2 separate regions of the Mus musculus genome follow, and region 2 is linked to region 1. A link is a loop called in an ENCODE intact Hi-C map of the cell type or tissue named here. Cell type or tissue: left cerebral cortex. All regions are shown on one strand.

Region 1 (8,000 bases):
TTATTAAACAAGAGCTGACAGAAGATGAAAACATTAATCACCTAGAGCTATTTACCTCCATCTTCGAAGAATTTCCTTCTACCCACGACACCAACCTGACCAGTAAATATTTGAAGATTTTATGTTCTGCCCCTGGAATAGTTTATGTCCTGCCATTGTGAGCTGCCAACAGCACATGGTAGACCACAAAAGAAAGGAAAAAGTCCAGTTCTACTGCTCCAGCTTGACCAAGTCAGTGGAGCAATGCATGCTCCAGAGGTTCTTGCAGGCTCTGAGCTATACTCAGGCCAAGCTCAATCATTCTTGGGGTCCTTACCTGCCCTGCCACTTTCATGTTTCTTTTCTTTTGAGAAGGCTTTTTTTTTTCCAGTAAGCCAGCTTGTCCGAAGCATCTTCCTTAGGCTTTATGACTGAGCAAGCTGATAAAGGGAAGGCTCACTACAGGAGTCCATCATAATTCCAGTGTTTTAAGTCACTGAGAAACTTCCTAAGTACAATTAGTTTTATTGGTGGCTTTACCAGTACCGCTAAATATGTCCAAAGCTTTAAATGAACTGGTGAAACCTCTATTTTCGTTTGATTACATTCATAATGCTAATATTTACAATGGAAGGGAGCCTAGTCTACTGTGTGATACTCCATCAGATGATATGAGAACTCCAGCACAGTGTCATGTTGTTCTCTAAATCTCCATTTCACTTAAAACTTCAAACCACTTAGAAATAGAATGCTCAAACTAAGTAAAATATCTTTTCCTTAAGATTAATTTTTACTGCTACATCAATGAACAGAATCAAGGAGCCACAGATGGAAACGTGGTTTGGGATTGTCATAAAATTGATTTCAGGCTCAACAGGGGCATGAACTCACTGAGAAAGTTCTCTGCAATTTCAGCCAGGTGCCCAAAGGAAATTAATATGTAGATATCAGAAATATAACGAGACTCCTAATAGTAAGTCAGGCCCAGAATTCTGGTGACAGAGTGAATGACAAAGAGATTCTAATTAGGCAAAGGGAAGAAGACGAAATGAGTGCACTCCCAGAAGGATCTGGCTGGAAGAGGTTCTATTCTTTGGCTTGGGTATTGTACTCAAGGTCGGCTTTGTTCATTTTGTCCTGGGAGATAGAAAAGGGCTGGGTAGAGCTGTGTTTTTTTGGTGATATTATCTGTGTTCTCTCTTCTTCACGTTTTATGAATTCATGGGGAGCTGAAATATAAATGGAGAATATTGATCACGGTTTTAGATTTACTAGAAAAACTGCCTATGTGGCGTAAGGGGACGCCGCTGTTCGTCTTCCCTGTCACCAGGCTTCTGGGAGTTGGGCAAGTCTGTACGTGAGCTGGCAACCACACAGGGTATATTTCCTAAATCTTTCACTGATTTCTCTCTGCTCAGTCTCTTTCTGGGAATCTTAATCCCTTCAGCAAATATTTTAAAGCGTTCATTATATCTATGTACCGGTGAGAATGTAGGCTCTGGGAAGGAACAAAATGTACAAATAGAACTTCAAATCCAAATGGAGAGAAATGGATGTGGAAAGACATGAATGTGAAAGGCCATGCTTTATAGGGAAGAAAATCATCTTTAACTACAGTGATCCTTAGAGGGAAAAGTGGTAGCCATTTCAAATTAATATTCATTATGGTCCTATGGACAGAATTGTGTGAGCTCATGTTACAGAATGAAAAAACAATGTCTTTATGCACTAATCCACTATTCTAGTACCTTTAGACACTAAAAACATTTCATAAGGACTTTGAGCATCCAAGGGGCATTTTATAGAAGCACCCAAGGATTTCAAGAAACAATGTGCTAAATGGAAAATGTTCTTCATCACCCTCTAGGGAAAAGCCCCAAAGATAGATGATGGTTTCTATTTATTAAACGAACACTGTTGCAAGTGAAGAATCACATTTTAAGAGGTCAAAGCTGTCAGGGTCATGGTTTTCAAAAACTGTCAAAAGCAAGGAGAGAGAGAGAGGCAGAAAATGGCTAATCACATTTACTGTCTTGGTCTCTGAGACTGAGAAATAGGAAGAAGAAGCAATGATGATGAGGAGAGAATTGCAAAAATAAAGAAGAAAGGCTGGCAAAGAGCTAGGAGAAAGGATTTCTTAATTTACTATGGGCCTTATGTTGTTATGTGTTTGACTATATTTTCAAATAGAAAAGCAGAAACTTCCATCAGCTTCAAGGTGAAAGCAAGGTAGGTATTCAAAAAACTAAAAGGCATAACAAATGCCAGAATGTTTTCTTTCAGTCTTCTGTTTGAAATTGGTAGCAGACTTCAAGAATTTGGATTTTAAAGCAAAAAAAAAAAAAAAAAAGCATTAGGAAGGGTCTAGGCATGCTTTGTTTACCAGCTATTTATTTATAAGTCAATAAATAACACTATGTCAGAAAACTATGTGAGGCACCGAGGATACGAGGTGTATGATTTAAACAGAGAACGAACTGAGTCTCTCTTATTGACGCTAGTAAGAGTTACTATCTTGTCAAGCTCTCTATATGTTCTTGTGGAGTCAGGAGAACCTTGTTACTGTTGAAGTGAGCAAGTAGGTGACAGAAGTTAAATAAGTTGTCCCAAATTTTCTCCAGCGGAGGCTGCTGACCATTACGGTGTCTGTGCCCCATTAAGAGTTGGGGAGTAGAATGCACTTCTCAAGACTTCAAGCATCAGGAAAGTTTTAGATACTCATGAAGGATAGATGGATGGAATAATACAAGGGATGCAGGAGGGCAGCAGCACACGTGAGTCACAGTCACTTGGTACTAGCACACTAAGCAAGTTGGCAGAAGGCAAGAGAGAACTGAAAAGCGAGCAAGCCATGTTCTGCGAAGTCAGGTCAGTCTTGATAAGACATTAAAACTGATAGAAGACTGGGGAGATTCCACTTTACACCAGTCAGAATGCCTAAAATAAAAAACTCAGGTGACAGCAGATGCTGGTGAGGATGTGGAAAAAGAGGAGCAGTCCTCCATTGTTGGTGGGAATGCAAGCTGGTACAGCCCCTCTGGAAATCATCAGTTTGGCAGTTCCTCAGAAAGGTAGACAAAGTACTACCAGAAGATCCAGCAATACCTCTCCTGAGCATATACCCAGAAGATATTCCAACATGTAATAAGGACACATGATCCACCATGTTCATAGCAGCCTTAATAATAATAGCCAAGAGCTGGAAAGAACCCAGATGTCCTTCAACAGAGGAATGGATACAGAATATGTGGTATGTTTACATAATGGAGTACTACTCAGCTATTAAAAATGAATTCATGAAATTCTTAGGCAAATGGATAGAACTAGAAAATACAATTTTGAGTAAGGTAACCAATCGCAAAAGAACACACATGGTATGCACTTACTGGTAAGTGGATACTAGCCCAAAAGCTCCAAAAAACCAGGATACAATTCATAGACCACATGAAGCTCAAGAAGAAAGAAGACCAAAGTGTGGGTGCTTCGGTCTTTCTTAGAAGGAGAACAAAATAGTCACAGGAGCAAATATGGGGATACAGTATAGAGCAGAGATTAATGGCCTCCGAGAGACTGTCCCATCTGGGAATTCATCCCATATACAGTTACCAAACCCAGACACTATTGTGGATGCCAAGAAGTGTATACTGAAAGGAGCCTGATATGGCTGTTTCTTGAGAGTCCCTGCCAAAGACTTACAAATACAAAGGTGGATGTTAGCAGCCAACCATTGGACTGAATGTGGGGTCCCTAATAGAGGAGATAGAGAAAGAGCTGAAGGACTTGAATGAGTTTACAACCCCATAGGAAGAACAACAATATCAGCCAACCAGACCCCCCCCCCCCCGAGCTTCCAGGGTCTAAGCCATGACAAAGGAGTACGCATGGCTCCAGCTGCATATGTAGCAGAGGACGGCCTTGCCAGGCATCAATGGGAGGAGAGGTCCTTGGTCCTATGATGGCTTGATAGAAGCCTCAGTGTAGGGGAATTCAAAGGCAGGGAGGTGTTAGTGGGTGGGTAGGTGGAGGAACACCATCATAGAAGCAGGGGGAGAAAAAAATGTGATAGGGTGTTTCCAGGAGGGAGGGAAACCAGGAAAAGGGATAACATTTGAAATGTAAATAAATAAAATATCCAATAAAGAAAAACAAAAAGATTGATAGAAGACATGGCTGCACAATCCAGGTCCCACAGAAGCAATCTTTGAAATAAGATTTTACAAGAAAATGATATAGTAAGAAAATACTTCCAGGTAAAACAATGGAGAAAGAGGAAAGAATGAGAGCTGACAATGTAAGTCTTCAGAAAAAAAAAGTCCTGGTCTTGGTCCTATTTCATGGGGAAACTCTGGAGCTTAAATTATAACTTGGAGTCAATTTTGCATCAAGGCATCAAACCATCTGGGGCTCCTATTCACACTCCTGTGAGCAAAGAGTTGCATGCTGCCTTGGGGAAATGGAAATTCCCAGAGATTTCTGGTTCTTTGTGACTATGGGAAAAGTACTCTAGCTCAGTGCAGAGCTTAACCTGTGTTAGAAAAGTGGGCATATCTGGTGAATAGTACACAGTATATAGGCTGTACATAACTTCTACAGTTAATACAACTGTTGCCATTGGAAATGGGCCATTCAGACATTGAAATGTTTGAATTGAACAATATTTATGTCTCTGAAAAACAGTATAGGGGGTGATAGGACCATAAGCAGAGTTGAAAGACGCATAGAAAAACAGAATACCAGAGAGAAATCAGTACAATTAGAAATTATGCACAATGATGACTATAGACATTTACACGTGCCTATGTAAGAAGCATGGCCAACCCAGAATCTTCCTGTCGTGACTCCAAGTAGACACTGCTTTCTATCTTCTCAGTTTTCACCCCACACTTGCAATGTAAGTGACATACTCTGCTCTAACCCAAAGTTGAATAAAAGCTGGTTCTTAATCACTGAATTTTTTTTTTTTATGTGAGTATGCCTTCTTTGAAGTCAGCTGTGAGTGGGAAACTAGAACCAAAGATATAAGTAGAGGCTGGCCACTTAGAAACCTGCTGCATAAAGACACATAGATGTCTGTCTTTGCTCTCACTTTTACAAATGATGGCCAGAAGAGGAAAGACCCAAAGGAAACTGTAAACTGTAGGCAAACAAATGGAAAGGTCCTGGATCACAGGATAACTGTGTGCTCAACTCCACCTTTCCCTGTTCCACCCATCATTTCCATGACAACATCAACAGGAAAGGAACCTGTAGTTTGACCTGATTTAAACCATTATTTCCTCCTGCAGTCTCTCCTAGAAAAAAATATGTAAAATTCTTACTCAAATCTAGTGCTTTGGAAACACTTTTTAGATTTCAAACTAATAAATCATAGTTTTGTTTATTTATGGAGTACAGCCTGATGCTATACTTCCAGAAGACAAAATTTACTCCCTACAGAACAACATGAACTGGGACTAAGAGGGGCATTCTCATTCAAACTGCCACGTTGCACTCCCAGGCTCCCATTGACTTTGGTCACATCATAACACAAAATGCATGCAGCCCAACTTCAAAAGTTCTTGGTCTTTTACAGTCTCAACACTGTTTACAAGTCCAAAATCCAAAGTCTCTTCTGAGTCTCAAGGCAATCTCTTAGTTGTGACTTCCAGTAAAATAAAAAAAAGCATGCTGCACACTTCCAACATACCATGACAGAGAATATACATTTTCATTTCAAAATGGAGGAATAAGGGCAGAGCTCAGAAATTCTATACCAAAGATGTCTTTGTCAAGTATCAAAGTGCTTAGATGACTTCACTCCTCTAGCTTTGCTGCCTGCAGCATCTATCTCTCTCTTTGACTAGTTCCACTCCTTTTATGTGGCAATCATTAACAGATATTCCATGGCTCTGGTGTCTATATCTGTGGTCTCTGCTACAACCAAGCTTCATTTGCAGAACTTCACAAAATGACCTCTCAGGGCCACCTACCCTTTCTTCCACTTTAAAAAGGGACTCCCTGCTATGCATTGTGTGACCTCGATGACCCTCTGGAATTCTGGCAAAAGAATCCATACCTCCTTCTCTACTGTATTTCTACATACCTCCAAAGCCAGCACCTTGTAGATGATGTTGTCAAGTTTGGATGACATTAGCAAAAGGCTTTTATTCAATTGCTTTCTAGGAGCAGAAAAGACTCTTTAACAAGGAAACTTAACTGGGTGGAATCTTGCTCCAAGGGTACACTTTCCTCTATCCCAGTTCAGAGCAGAAATGGCACTTACCTTATTACATCTTTCAGCACAAGCTATAGCTACAACATTACATTTTGTAGTATTTTTTTCCCTACTCCTTTACCCTGTTCTTTTTTTTTAAATTTTATTTTAGGTTCCACATGCTCTTTTTCTTTGTGAATCTGTATAAGAGTTATTAATAATAAATATAAAACTAAAGCTCAAATATAATGCTGCCTTGAAAGTGTCCCACCAAAGAAATTAGTCTATTAGTTTTAAATTGATCTTCAAGCAAGGTCTTAGGAAAAGATCAGAAGGTAATCAGATGCTTTGGCAAAACATCACAGAGATGCCCTCTTCCCAGTTGTTACTATTGTTTCCATCTGAAACCTTTAGAGCTGAGCCCTCACCGTGTGTGTTGCCCTCAGTACTATCATCTTGCAGGATTCTACTATAACTGTCCTTTAAGTGATGCTTATAAATTCAACTGCTTTTGTATTCCAAAGTTTCAATACTTCTACATCCCAAACAAACAAACAAACAAACAAAAACAGAAAAACCACAGTCAATTTGTTCATAGCAATATCCTACACGCTGATCCCAATTTCTGTATTAGCTACATTTATGTTGTTGTTATAAAACACCATGGCCACAGCAACTTGTAGAGGAACAGTTGATTTTGGTTCGTTTCTATGGTGATAAGTTCTATCATGGCACGGGGCATGTTGGCAAACAACAAGCACAGTGGCAGGAGCAGGAAGCTGAGGGTTCACACCTTCAGTCACAAGCAGGAAGTAGAGGGGCAAATTAGAACTGGTATGAGCAGTGACAGCCTTCTTCCAACCATGCTCTAGACCTCACCAAACATTGTCACCAACTGGTAACTGTTAGGACTTAGAAACCAGAACAAATGGCTATGTGAGGTGCCTATTAAATATGTCAAAGTGGATGTTGGCCAGCTCTCAGAGGACACTAAGTACCTGTGGCTCTTCCCAGCACTTATCACCACACCCCCACTGTAAACTCTCCCTCCCAGGGGCCGGGCTTCAGCTTCCCTTACCCTAGCCTGATCCTTATATAACTCAACCATTTTGTCTACACTGGTCTTTTGACCTCTTGGACTAGGCCACTTTGGTTGGTGGGCTCTTCTTTGACTCTCTCCCTGTCTCTTCATTAGTGATCCAGTTTAGTCTGCTCTCCTACTTTCTCCCTTATATCTACAATAAAAAGCTCCATACTTTAGGGGTAGTCATGTACTCCCTTTTTTAATTTCTTCAGTCAGGGACCAAGTATTCAAATATCTGAGCCTGTATTAGACACTCTCACTGAACCTACTGTAAGAATTTTGATTCCCACCACCACCTTTTCCTGTCCCCCCACTGGTCCATTTCTTTTTCTGAGTTAGCGCCTCTTCTATTGTATTTATTCACATCAAAAATGATAAGATACCAGCCACCTTGTGGGGTATCTGTATATAAAGTGTGGTTGACAGGGTCTGCTATATATTAGCTTCTCTCCCTGTGTATGTTACTTGCTCTCAAGTCAGCTTTATGGATTAAGTGAAGTGACAGTGTTCCCAAATGTTTCCCCAGGAGGTAGAAGTTATTTGGGTTGCTAAGACATATCACAAGGCCCAATAGGCCCTTTGCCTTCAACTGCTGTTGATCACAATTCAGATCCTTATTAATTTGACATCTTTGAAGAATGCAAAATTAAAAATGAGCCAGGAGAAAGTGAAACAGGAAAGGAAGATTTTATTCCAGGCCACTGCATTTAGGAAGAAATAAATTTGAACTCTATTACATTAAGC
Region 2 (8,000 bases), 140 kb before region 1:
TAATACATGCCTTAAGATTCTCGACTTCAGTTTCTTTACGTTGAAGCACAGTTAACGTGACTTTTGAAGCACTCTATTTGAATCAGTTTTTATAGAGGCTTGAGTTTCCCTGGAGCCACACCTCACTCAACTTGGTTCTGTTGACTTGCTTTCAAAGGAGCTCTTGGAAACCTTCATATTAGTTTTCATTGAAACATTTTTCCCTCACAAACTCATATTTCATTGATTTGCATAAATCTAATTATTTACATACCACTTAGCTGCTTATATAATGTTAATTAGGACTCTAATAAATTTGGTAATAATTGCAATTGATTTCTAGTAAAATGGATGATCTTCAACATAAATAAGCCTGCCGGACTATTAGACAAGAGCCTTGGGCTGAGGAGTGGGATATTTAGGGTATTTCTGTAGTTTTTTACTGCACCCCCCCACGCCCAACACTAGCTTTGGGGCTTACTGGGGATGCCACCTGCACTGCCTTGGCACCCTACCTTCTCAAGTGCCCATGCTTCTCTATCCAAGGGAAGTCTGGAAACGCTGTAGCATTTGGTACACCCTAGAGTCACACTGAGGGAATAAAATTCATAAGTTAAGTACAACTGGAGAAATCCTCCCAGATTTCTGTCTTTGAAACTCTCTACGTTATCCCCTGACTTTCCATAGTCGTCTACCCAGTGACAGCCCTTTAGTGACTCCTTTCCCCATTCCTTCCTGTGTTTTCATAGCTTGACTACAGCTTGTATTTTGAAGAAGCCCATGCTAAGATTCACACCCATTAAAAAATTAAATAGAGAGCTGAGAGAATTGGTGGGCCAGTGGATGGAGTAGGCTAATGAGAATGACCCCAACAGGCTCATTTAGTTGAATACTTACTTGATCCCAGACAAGTGGGACTGTTTGGGAAGGATTAGGAGGTATTGCCTTGCTGAAAAAGTTGTGTCACTAGGGATGTGTTCTGTAATTTTAAAATACCATTCCATTGCCAGTTAGATTTCTTCCTGCCTCCTGCTTGTAGATCTGGATGTAAGATCTCAGCTACTGCTCCAGCACCATGCCTACTGCCTGTTGCTATGCTCCCCCTCCATGATGGACCTGGGCTCATCTTCTGAAATGCTAAACCCACAATAAACTCTTCTGTGATCTGCCTTGGGCATCGTGGTGCCTTGACATGCCTGTAGAAAAGTAGCTAAGTCTGTGTGTTAAGTAGAAACTGCATAAGACGTCTTCCACCATTGTGGAAACTCTAGCTCTGTCTCTTTCTCTTCAGAATGTTAAGCAATTTCTAACCTTATATTTAGACACAGGGTCTGTCTTTGCAGATGACAGTTTTGTTTTTACTTTAAGAGCCCTAGTATGTATGGCATGTCCTAGGAAAGTGTTATATCTTCCAACTAGGACAAAAGTTTGCCAGTCTGTCTTTAACTTCCTCTAAATTTATAAATTAGCCACCCTAGATTATTTGTATTTCTTATTTACTTTAGCCCTCTAGTGACCTCTAGTTTGAGATTTTTACTGCAAGAATCCACCACTTTTCTGAGACTCTCACTTTTGACTCAAGTTTTAGAAGTCCAGTCTTCTTTTCTTCTTCTTCTTCTTCTTCTCCTTCTTCTTCTTCTTCTTCTTCTTCTTCTTCTTCTTCTTCTTCTTCTTCTTCTTCTTCTTCTTCTTCTTCTTCTTCTTCTTCTTCTTCTTCTCTTCCTCCTCCTCCTCCTCCTCCTCTTCCTCCTCCTCCTCCTCCTCCTCCTCCTTCTTCTTCTTCTTCTCCTTTCCCTCTAGCTCCCTTTTCTCCACCATTCAGTGTACCTCTATTGCTCCATGGATTTCAGGTCTGCCTCTCAGTCACTCTCTGGGGACTGCAGGTAATACTGCACATACAGGCTGTTATGAATAATTCCCAATCAACCTAACTTCCTACCACTTAGAGCCATCTAAATGTTTTTCTTCAAAGATACACAATATTGAATTAATGCTCTTTCAGAAACAGAACAAAAACTATTGTACTCTCTTTCCCCCTTTCTTAAGAACAAGTATTTAGATAGTGAAGTGATTGAACCACTCTTCGTTCTCTATTATTAATGGAAAATTGGCCATAAATTGCTGAGGCGTGACTAGCGCATTCCCCAACACAGCTGCGAATGCTTTATGCTGGATCATTTTTGATTTCTGAGAATAAAGGGAGGAAATGGTTCAGAGCTGGCACTTCTCTAAACATAACCTCGTGTCATTCTCAACAGAGAATAACTATTCTGAAGAAAGAGCTGACAAGAAAAAGGGCCACCTTCAGCTCCTTCCCTCCCCACACCTCCTGTTTTTATGGTGTGGTGGGTTTGACTGCTAGTTTTGAAAAGGTAGAACTGAATATTTATTTTTTACAATTTATAAAACTAATATAAAATTCCTATGTGCTTGGTAAATGCTTTATAATTAATACACTGCAATTCATGATATCATCTTACCACAATTTGAAAGCACATGTTTTATTCAATATATTTACCCATACGTTATCCATTTTAATCTTCAAAGATCCTAGTAAAACAGTTATTGGTATTCCCATTTTATAGACGGAAGGAAGTGTTCAGGTAGGTATATTAATTATTATAAAGATGCAACCCATGGAAAAGAGGGTTGGTGTTGTTTCTTCTGTACGTACTTAGCTCTGTTTTCTCCAGATATGATTTTCTTCTGAGATCATCCATCCCTTAGGAAAACATTTCTTCCTGCCTCCAGGTGAAATCTATGGAGTAGCTGCAGGATGCTGAACATTCAGTCATGGACGTCAATGTCAATCATGGTTGACACTGATGTTACAGCTATGAGATCCATGGCTTTAAAAGAGTCCCATGATGTGAGAATGCCATCAGCACCTGGACAAGTTGTCAGGCAAGGGAAAATAACCATGGTTAAAAGTAGCTGGTTCCTCTGTGTGTGTGTGTGTATGTGTGTGTGTGTGTGTGTGTGAGAGAGAGAGAGAGAGAGAGAGAGAGAGAGAGAGAGAGAAGGGTGAGGGAGGGAAGGAGAGAGGGGGGAGAGGATGAGGAAAAGGCGAGGGGGAGGGGGAGAGAGAGGGAGAGAGAGAGGGAGAGGGAGAGGGAGAGGGAGAGGGAGAGGGAGAGGGAGAGGGAGAGGGTGAGGGAGAGGGAGGAGACCAGTTCATTCCAGCTTTTGATCTCTTTCTTTCTTTTCTTCATTTCCCTCCTCTGTTCCCTTCTTCCTTCCCTCACCCCAACTCTAACCCTGTCTCCCTCCCTCCATGCCTTCCTTTTTTCCTTCCTAAGGAAGCAACTCCCTATGTCCCCATAACTGTCTTGGTACTCATTACATGGAGGGCTATGCCCTAAATCTTGCAGTGGGCGTCTCGTCTCTGTCTCCTTAGTGTTAGAGTTTTCAGCCTGTGCAACCACACCTCACTTTCGGCAGGTTTCTTAGATTACCTGCAAAGTTTCTCATTCATTTAAGCTAAATTCTCTGGTTGGAATTTGTCACTTTCAATTAAAAAAAAAATCCCTCAGATGTCCTTGCTGGTAGATTGCTTCATCTAATCCATGCAAGAAAAGCACAGATAGGTCCACCATTAGCACAGTTTCAGTTCTGGAGTTGAACTAGATAAAATTATGCTCATTTCAACTAATCTACTGGGAAAGCTAGCAGGTGCACACAACCCAAAAGCAGAGCACATCTTTCTGTCTCTGTCGCTGTTTCTATCTCTGTTTCTCTCTGTATCTCTGTCTTAGTTTCTCGGTCTCTCTCTGTCTTTGTCTCTGTCTGTTTCTCTGTCTCTCTCTCTCTTTGTGTGTATATGTGTGTGTGTGTGTGTGTGTGTGTGTGTGCGCGCGCACTTGTGCGCATGTGGTGTGACTCACTCTCCCTATACAGCCCAGGCTGGCCTTGAACTCTCTCACTCATTATACCTCAGCCTCTCAAGTGCTGGGGTTCTATGGTGTTCCATATCATTCCCTTCCTTCTTAATGCAACTCTAGTTTTTTTCTTCTTCTTTTCCATAGTTTCTTGCTTTTGTTTGTTTGTTTTCAGCTTTTATTTTTTGTTTTAACTGATGAAGGCCAGAGAAGATAAAACAATGCAATAGATGAGATACACTCAATTGCGTGATTTGATACAATTTTTAATATCCTGAAAATCAAAATCTCCATGTGCTATAAATATGGCATTATTTTAAATTTAATAGTTATTTCTGATAGGTTACTTCATCTCCAAGACATTTCTACTTACTGTGTACTTAATGAGCACTTATTTTGTTGAAATCCTATCTTTGGTGCTAGAGAGCTGAACAGATGCAGAAGATGTGTTGGCTCTATACTAAACCCTCCATTTTCCCCTCCCATACTCCATTGCTTCTATTTTTTTTTCTCAGCTGAGTTGAGAAAACTTCTCTTACACAAATCTTCTAAAATCTAGGTGAGACCCTTTGCCTCAGTCATTGTGCATTGCCTGCTGTTGCTCCTTCTCTTGAGAGGGTTGGTTTCTGCCTCCAGGAATTGCACCAGTACAGACATCTGCAGACAGTGCCTTCTTCCGGAGTCAGCTTGCGAAGATGATGAATCTTGATGCCATTCTCATTATGCAGCTGTTGTGAGCCCAAGATGGAGGTAAACTTCTGACAAGCAAAAAGGCTGTCTTCTGCTTTTCCTACCCTGCACATGTTCCTCTTTGAGAGCATCCTCACTTACTGAGTGTCCCCTTGCAGGACTTGTTGGATAGTTTCTTGATATCGTAGCACAGAGATTCATCTGGAAAGAGGGAACCTGAATTAAGAAAATGACTCCATCAGACTGGCTTATAGGCAAGTCTATTAGCCATTTTCTTAATGATTGATGTGAGAGGGCCCCACTTACTCTTGCTTCTGGGTTATAGAAGAAAGCAGTCTGAGCAAACTGTAGGAAACAAGGCAGTAAGCAGTGTTCTCCCATAATCGTTGCAAGTTCCTGAATCCTGATCCCTGCCTCTGGTTCCTGACTCTCCTTCATGATGCACTGTAGTGCCGATGTAAACTTAACTCCTCCCCTTTCTCCTTGCTGCTTTTGTCTCAGCAATGGAAGGCAAACTGGCACAGGCATCCCCTGTTTTGGACTTCTTGCTCTCTTACATATTTTTCACATAAAAATCATGTTTATCCTTCCTACCAGCCTCTGTGCTCACCAATCACACACTTGCCAACTCTGTGGTAAATGAGCAGAAGCTGCAGCCTTGTGGTGTTGGGGTTTGATGCTAAACATACATACCCCATAACGTATGCTGCTTCATAACTGGACAAGCTGGTACATCTGAGGAGAGGCGCATGTCCTGCGTTCCCTAAAATAGTATAGCAGCAGCTGCACTAATTTTAGATAGGAACAAAAAAGGCCTGTGGATGTAAAGGCTTTGCTTTTCTCTACAAAGTCAGCTTGTGTGGAAAAACTGGCTAGAGATAGGGAAAATTAACAATGTTATAATTTTCACATAAACTAAAGTAAATGAAAGATCTACAGAATAGGTGTTCTCTAGTATTAATAAGAATATCTAGTTGAGTCGTTTGGACTGGAGAGGGATAGAGAGATGATAGTTGGGTCTCATATTCACAGCCAATGAGTGTTGAGTTGTGAATAACTGCCAGAATGTTTTCTCAATAAAAGGGCAAAGACTGGAGGAGAAAAAAATGTAAAAATTGATAGTCAGCTTGGGGGAGTTGCCACATGAGAAACTGGAACACAACCAGCATTGGAGTAAGAAGGCCGAGGGGAAGAAGACAGAAAGGGCTAGGCAGGGAATTTGTTGACAATATTTTGTTTTTCTAAGTTTGGTGGGCAAGTTTGGACAAAGGGAAGATGTCTTTATTGGGTGCATATATTATGATAAAAGATCGCAAAGGTGCCCATTTATTTTACTCATCGATGAGATGTGTATAATCGTTGTCTTACCTTACATTTGTGGGAACCAGACTTAAAGGGAGCTAGCTGGCCTGGCACGAGCAATGAAAGGCATTGACCTGAATTTTCACTAACGGACTTGATTCTGTGCCATGGCATACTGTGTTGTGTACTTGGCCAACTGCTCTCTGCACCTTTGTGATCTTCTGGTATCTTCTCTACCCATAGAACTGGAAATCTGAAACTCTTATATGTCACAAATGCTTTATAGCTAATTTTAAATCCAGTTGTCCAACTTTAATGACTTTTAAGCAATGCTGTGAAGTTATGAGTGTCTGTCATATTTCCAGTGGTAGTTGCCCCTTTCTGGAATGTTGATCCATTCTGACTTCTCAGCAGCAGGAATTGCTGAACATGTCTAAATCCTGTGACTCAGTAACAAACATGATCTTGCAGGTTTTAGCATGGACCTTCTCAGCTTCTACCTTTTCCACCCAGAGCACACACATTTGCTAGGTTAGTTATCACTGGAGTCTTTCTCCTTTTCTTTCATTGGTTCAGTTGTCTTCATTAAAGCTTACTCAGATATGAGGTAAAATGATTGAAATAATTCCTCTACCCTACTGACTTTTGAGATGACTGTTAACTTTTGCTTCAGCAAGCATATGGTAATAAGTCAAATAAAGACTACCTTCTAGAATAATAGTTCACAGCTATTTCCTTTTAGATAGCATATACATTTATTCATAATTCACTCATACCATGCATGCATGGAACATATTACCTTAGTCTAAGAAAAATTCCTGGGAGATCACTGTGGGCCTGCTTTTCACAGCGTACATAAGAAATTTAATCTCAGGCATGTGGTTTTCCCTAGAGTTATAAAATTGTATTGTGGAAGGATTAAAATAATTCTTCATCAGTGTTATCAATACTTCCTTAGTTCTACTACAATTGTAAACTATCCAGACCAAGCATAGTATTCACCTTGATGTAATCTCTTCCACTTGTGTAGGTATACAGGGTATCTGAAGGCTGTTTCAACAAGTACAGAACCTACCATGAAAATTTGACCAAAGGCAATTGATTCAAACTGGGCTCCAAGGAGATACCAGTGAAGGCATATTGGAAGTCAGTGGCAAAGAAAAAAGGAAGGAAGGAAGGATTTCAGGCCAAGTTCCAGTTCTGGCTTTATCACTTTAGGCTGTGTGAAGCACACAAATGATACTATGTAGCTTTCTTCTTTGGAATCAAGAATCTGAGCTTTCATACTTGCTTCTAGTCAGTCATTGGCCGTGGATCCTCTTTGGAGATGGGAACTTGTGACTGTACCCAAAGTAACTCTGGTACCCTAAACACAAAGGAATAACTTTAAAGGAAGTTGCTACAGATATAAGGTATTGATAATGCAGGTAGCTAAAATTTGAGCGTCCAGTCCTAGAGAAAGACTATTAAGGAAATCCAAATAGACCCATAACAGTGTACATCCTATATACATGACCTACCATAAGCTCATGGATTTAATATATATTCTCTAACATTTTTCTGAGACTAGAATCTTCTATGACACTTATTGATCCTACACAGCTGTCTCTCTTTATCTTCTATGTTTTAGTATCTACATAGTCTCCTGATACTCCCCATCTCAGCCCATAGTTCTTTTTTATTGCTTTGCATTATTTCTTCAATGCAGTTATAATTCTCTGTATTTATTATTTTTAAAAGTTTAAAATATCTCTGCCCAACGTAAGTTCTGTAAAGACTGAAATATCTCTTTTCATCCTTTCATTCACAATACTAGAATTCTTGCCATAGCGTAGGTATTTAATGTAGTTTGTTAATGAGTCGTGCCTGCGTGGATGAAACAATAATCATGAAGCGAAATGTAGAACCACTGTGAAGCACTGAGAGTACTTGGTATTAAATACAAGATTTCTTGTTAGTCTCCCCTTTTCATTATGCCAGAAAACATAGATGAAGGATTACATTAAAGTTCAGTCTATAGTCTTTCAAAATATTGTAGGTAATATCAGGTTTAATGGATATATTTTCTGATAGTATAATGCTTTCAGGATATTTTTTAAAGAAAATTGTGGTATTGAAGGGAGCTCTTTAGTTATTTGACGCATTCCATCT

The links. A loop is a pair of places that touch in the nucleus more often than their neighbours do. Peaks named below come from ENCODE experiments on the same cell type or tissue, not always from the same donor. Only the 100,000 strongest peaks of a DNase experiment are listed, where the experiment ranks them.
Region 2: a loop joins it to region 1, with 7 times the contacts of the local background. A loop is called at or near these places in 3 of 42 quality-filtered maps.

The regions. Positions count from the first base shown.
Region 1 is chr2:138,608,156-138,616,155 of GRCm38, forward strand. All of the region lies in intron 3 of Gm14061 (a long non-coding RNA gene), which reads left to right. Among named protein-coding and RNA genes, the nearest start is that of Gm14061, 31 kb to the left of the region's middle. In left cerebral cortex, no CTCF peak of the experiment used is centred here; DNase peaks (open chromatin) are centred at 4,396 and 4,815; H3K27ac peaks cover 240 bases.
Region 2 is chr2:138,471,477-138,479,476 of GRCm38, forward strand. All of the region lies in intron 2 of LOC102636024 (a long non-coding RNA gene), which reads left to right. Among named protein-coding and RNA genes, the nearest start is that of Gm14061, 110 kb to the right of the region's middle. In left cerebral cortex, no CTCF peak of the experiment used is centred here; DNase peaks (open chromatin) are centred at 4,634 and 5,227; H3K27ac peaks cover 1,324 bases.